Linked DNA regions of Homo sapiens: region 1 is linked to region 2. The links are chromatin contacts, found by Hi-C in ENCODE. All regions are on one chromosome and are shown on one strand. Each heading gives the region's core, a stretch centred on a gene start or an enhancer-like site at or near the end of the contact. The rest is flanking DNA. Distances are from core to core; before and after follow the strand shown.

Region 1 (2,886 bases), core at 93-2,592, 350 kb after region 2:
ATGTCTTCTTTTACAGTAATGAACATCTTTTAGCAGCATAAGAATGCACCAGGGGGTTCCCAAGAAAATGGAATAGGTGGTTTCTCATGGGTAGGTTGCCCTACCCTCAACTTGATCTAATTATAAAATGATTGGATTTTCCTTAGATAATGGAGATGATGAGGAAAATCTACTTCATATTATGAGCCAGAGCTTCAGACTGTGGCAGTTTGTTCGTCCTTGGGCAATTGTGGTTGAGTAGCTAATTGAACAGCTTTGGGCTTTGAGAAATAGCCATACGCCTTTATCTCCTTCTCAATTTTCTCATCCTTTTATGTTTATTAACCTCTAAGCATGGTTGTTCCATCATGAATAAGAAAATTCTGAATCTTTGTTTTCCTTCTCCAGAAGGGATTTCTATCTGCAGTGGAGTGAGCCCAAGTTTACCACCAGGGACTAACTGGCAGAGATTCCTGGAGCACCTGCATGATGTGGGGGGCTTGTTGGCATTTGAGTCAGGAGGAAGTGGAGATCTGAGGCTTCTCAGAGTGAGCTTCAAAGAGTCAGAGAAAAGGTTAAAAGTCCTGTAGTCTTATTTATGTGAGACCTCACAACTAAGGTGACCCTTTAAACTTCCCATGGAATTACTGGCATGAACAACTTGCTACATTACTTTGGAATTATATCCTAGATATTTTAGAAAAATGTCCAAGCAATGCACGACATTGAAAACTGCTTATTTCCAACCATTCGTTGCTCAGTCACCAAGTGCTGGCCATTGCCTAGATCCTGGGAGAAGCGGAATGTTTGTTGGTTAAGAGCGTGGAGTTAGACTACTTGGTTGTGGTCTGTGTAGGGTGCAGGGCAATGGGAATATTTGAGAAAAACCTTAAGTTTATTTCTACAGTCAGAAATGTGTTCCTCCATTGGAAATCACTTCATATTTTTAGAGGAAGTGAGAGAGATGTGGAAAGTGTAGATAGAAAATTTTAGTATGATTGATTGCTAAAAAAAATTCCCCCGGAAAGCTATTTCAAGTAGAAAATGGTGTTATGTGGTCAGGTTGGGGCAAGAAAAAAATGAAATACACCAAGATTCTGAAGAGAGCAGAACATGAAAGATGAGCCATGATTCTTTGTAGCAATATCACGTGCTGGAAGCGTCCTGTTGTGGTCACTTTGTCCTTTGTGTTAACTCCACATCCCCCTGCACTTCCTGTCCCCTCCCACAGTTGCCCAACTCGGAAGCCCTCAGACAGGTCTCCGTGTCTGTCAGCAGCTCTGCCCTCAGGGCTGAGTGGCACCTTGCAGCACTGGCTGGATCCTGAGCAGTTCCTTCCTGTCAGCTGTTGGCAAATGCTGCCTTTTGAGCAGGACTCACCTTCCTGCAGCGTGGGAACTGGGGGTGGTGTCACCAACTGTTGGACTGTGACAACTGGCATGGCTAAGAGTATAGAAAGTATCTCCTACCCTGTCCTGCTCTGCCCTTCAAGCCCGGGCACTTCTTCCATTCTCCATTGTCCAAGGTCAAAGGAAGGGCTGGTTGACTCTCAGCAGTGGGATTCCCTGCCTGCCTGGGTACCCTCCCCAGCCCAGCTTCCTTCTAGGAGGTTGGAAACAGGCCCCGGCGAGCCTGGTGCCATGTCTTCATGGGAGTTGCTTACGTGGTACACCAAGCCCAGGTATAAGAGAGGGACCAGAAATGTCAACTGTTTTCTCGGTCCAGGATTTCTCCTTTGCAATGCCTGGAAGGATTTTTTTATTTTATTCTTTACTCTTTCTATTGAGACGTAACATGCATAAAATGCCTAAAATGCACTTAGGAGTGTACGGTCCTTCTACACCTGTATAAATAGCACCCAGATCAAGATTTGGAATCCTACTAGTATTCCAGAAGGTTCCTTATTTTCCTCTTTCAGTCAATAACTCCGCAGGCAACTACCATTCTGACCTCTATTTTCATCAGTTAGTTTTTCCTGTTTTTGTCATCGTATGAATGGAATCATGCCATATATACCCTTTTGTGTCTGGCTTCTGTGCTACTATGAACACTCTTGTATATCCTTTTGTATAGCATGGACTCTTTCTCTTGGGTGCATGCTAAGAGTAGAATCACTGGGCTATAGGTCCGAATGATGTATTTTGATTATGTTAACTTAAGCATGTGCGAGTTGGCACAACAAATAACACAGCTATAAATAAAAGTAGCTATGAATAAATTATAAGTGAGTGCCCCAGCTTTCAATCAACCACACTACCAAATGGAAGCATATTCATGTCATGTCAGGGAAAGGTGATGGCTACTGATTGCCTGGCTTTGAATCTTTGCTCTGCCACTTCCCTGCTCTGCCACTGGGAAAGGCCACGTCAGCCCACTATGCCTGAGTTTCCTCATCTGTAAAATGCTGATACTATGGCAGTACCTATTTCCTAGCAGCAGGAGTGCCTATTTGACACCCAGAGATTATTTCAACACGTCCTCCTCTATAGAACAAAATGATTCAATACTAACTGCATAGTAATACAAAAAATAACAAATTTCTTTATGTGTTCATTAGTTATGAAGAATTTTTTTTTTGAGATGGAGTCTCTTTCTGTCACCCAGGCTGGAGTGCAGTGGTGCTATCTCGGCTCACTGCAAGCTCCGCCTCCCGGGTTCAAGCCATTCTCCTGCCTCAGCCTCCCAAGTAGCTGGGACTACAGGTGCCCGCCACCACACACGGCTAATTTTTTGTACTTTTAGTAGAGATGGGGCTTCACCATGTTAGCCAGGATGGTCTTGATCTCCTGACCTTGTGATCTGCCTGCCTTGGCCTCCCAAGTGCTGGGATTACAGGTGTGAGCCACTGCGCCCGGCCAAAAAGAATTAAAATGCAATTTTAATAGTATTATTCAAGTTTGGTGAAAC
Region 2 (2,700 bases), core at 83-2,582:
GATGAGGTGGTAGGGCTGAGGAGGGTTTAGAATTCCTGGAGGGTAAAGTGCAAGGCGAGAGGAAGTGGGTGGCGAGGAGACTGGTGAGGCTGTTTGAAGCTGGGTCTGGGTGGACTTCTGTAACACCTTGATGATGCTCTTCGGCCCTGAAGGAGAGGGCGGCCCTGGAAGGGATCTGGGTGGGGAGAGACGTTATTCTGTAATGAGTTTTAGTGAGATATTCACATGCCACACAGTCCGCACATGTGAAGTGCACAGTTCATGGCCTGTAGTTCATTCGCAGAGCAACCATCACCATGAGAAGACCCCTGTTTTTAGCTGTCACTCTCCCCTTCCCACCATCCTCCCCAGCCCTGAGCTGTAGATTTCTCTATTTTGGGCATTCCATGTAAAGGAGGGCACACAGTATGTGACCTTTGTGCATGGCTTCTTTCACAGAGCAGAGCATCATCGGTGTTTGTCCATGCCATGGCACGTGTCAGCACTTCAGTCCTTATTTCCATGTAATCTTCCATCATGTGGATATAGCACACTTCACTCACCCACCTAGCGGTGGATGGGCATTTGTGGGAGAGGTGGCCTAGGGTGAAGCAGAGGGGAGGCTGATGGAGAAGATGGTTTGTTCACTGTGGAAAGGGGGTTCCAGGGAGCTTAGGTGAGAAGGGGCTGAAGGAAAGGTAGCAGTGGCAGGAACATTGTGAGTGTGTGGGATAGGGGATGGGAGGGGCATGGGTAGGACCCTGGAGGGGTTTTCAGTCCCTTCATGGACTTGGAGACTGTCAGCCCCTCCTGGCCTTCCTGCCTCCTTGGCTGGCCTTGTCTACTTGCTGAATACTGGGGACCCCTCAGCCGGCAAGAGGGCCCTGCCTGGGCAATGGGCTAGCTAAAAGGTCCCCTGGAGTGTAGGGAAGAGGGCGGGGCCATCACCCTGAGTTTGGCTTCTGGTCAGTGGCACAGCAAGACCTGGCTGGGGGATGGGAGTCAGCCCATCTTCAAAGCCACTCGAACTCTGATTGAAAACCGTGCTCCCTATGAAACCTCAGTTTAAGATAAGCCCTCTAGCCCAGCGCTTCCTAAAGTTCAAGGTGCACAGGAGTCCCGTGGGGATCTGTCAGAATGCAGATTGTGGTTCTGCAAGTCTGGGTGGGGTCTGGGAGTCTGCATTCTGACAGCACTTTGGAGATCTGCCATTGCTGCTCCCAGGACCAGCCTCAATTCCAAACAGGTCGTTGCTCCTCAGTCCTATTTCGGTGTCTGGATGTGGGAATCTGTAAGTAGGGGAAGTGGAATAACCAAAGGGATGTGGCCCTAAGGTTGTCAGATCTTTTTGAGGCCTCATTTGCATAGGAAACTCACAAGAGCAGCTGTTGAGGCTGGCAGCAGTGCTTTCTCAGAGCACAAAGCAGTGCTCATGTGGCAGGAAAAGCCCCTGCCTGGGTCCCCTGGGTCTGTCTGGTGGTAGGTGTATTTTGAGTCAGGAGAATAAAAATAGTAAGATGGCTCTGAGCATTGCATCCATTCTCCAATTTCATTGTTAGCACACTTCCTCCCAGGAGTGACAATTCCTGACAGCATCCTGAAACTGAATTGAAGCTAATGACAAAGATACCTGGGAGCTGGGCACAGCAGCTTTTGTTTGTACCAAACCTACGGCCGATGCTTGCTTGCTTGATTGCTTAAGATAGGGTCTCACTCTGTTGCCCAGGCTAGAGTGCAGTGGTGCAGTCACGGCTCACTGCAGCCTTGACCTCCTGGACTCAAACCATCGTCCTGCCTCAGCCCCTCAAGGGGCTGGGACTACAGGCATGTGCCACCACGTCTGGTGAGTTTTTGTATTTTTTGTGGAGTGGGGTTTTTCCATGTTGCCCAGGCTGGTCTTGAACTCCTGGGCTCAAGTGATCCTTCCGCCTCATGGCTAAGGCTTTTATAGATACATTTTCTTCTACAGAAATAGAGTTCATGACAGTTTTGTCGTGGTTTGCTAACATTTCTTTTCAGAAGTAAATGGCAGTGATAACACACGTTCAATTTCTGGTTCTTTGTGAGCTACTGGTAGATCCTGAAACTGAACAGGCTCAACCATGGCCCCGGGGTATTCAGAGCTGAGATTTCAATTAAATTTGCAGAAGTGTCATAATAATACTTTTGAAGAGCACTTCATTTTCTCTGACAAGCTGCATACTGGAGAATTGTACATTTGTGATCAATAGTGGTTTTATTCCTCTTCAGATATTTTGTGGGGAAGCAAGTCATATATTAGAGCCCTTTGGCAAAGCCATGACTAAAAATGAAGTGTCATCACTTCTGTGCTTTAAAAAATTTATTATGTAATATTTGATAGCTGAAAAGGAGTATCTGTAATACACATGTGTCAAAAGCATAACGACAACACAAACAGCCTAGGTACTGCCTCCCAGCCTAAGAAGCAGAGCGACTTCCATACCCAGGGCCTTCCTGCCTCCTCCCTGCATAGCCTGCCCCTGGCCGGGAATGACCACTGTCCTGCCCCTTATGTTCATCACCTCCCTTCTTCCTTCTCTCTCTGAGTGGCTTCTATTGCACATGTGTGTCCCTAGGCAGGTGGCCTGGCCTTTGTATTTGAGCCCCTCCTCCAGTGCTGTCCTTTTGCTTGTGTCTTTTCTTCTAGGTGGGGCCTGTGTGTGCTCTCCTGTTTCTACCTGCTCCACTGCCAAACAGTCC

What was found. Hi-C counts contacts between places; a loop is a spot of excess contacts on that map. Pooled maps may share reads with other maps.
Region 1: a loop to region 2 is called in a pooled map, with 6 times the contacts of the local background. The contact joins two enhancer-like sites. A Hi-C loop is called at or near these places in 8 of 37 single-sample maps with no recorded cell type and 5 of 50 pooled maps.

Annotation. Positions count from the first base shown.
Region 1 is chr20:19,074,054-19,076,939 of GRCh38, forward strand. No RefSeq gene overlaps it. Among named protein-coding and RNA genes, the nearest start is that of SLC24A3, 140 kb to the right of the region's middle. Within about 2 kb of position 1,343, at least 4 of the 41 ENCODE cell types and tissues checked have a DNase peak (open chromatin) inside an H3K27ac peak, as active enhancers do.
Region 2 is chr20:18,727,344-18,730,043 of GRCh38, forward strand. All of the region lies in intron 4 of DTD1 (D-aminoacyl-tRNA deacylase 1), which reads left to right. Among named protein-coding and RNA genes, the nearest start is that of DTD1-AS1, 30 kb to the left of the region's middle. RefSeq lists an enhancer at 858-1,381. Within about 2 kb of position 1,333, at least 3 of the 41 ENCODE cell types and tissues checked have a DNase peak (open chromatin) inside an H3K27ac peak, as active enhancers do.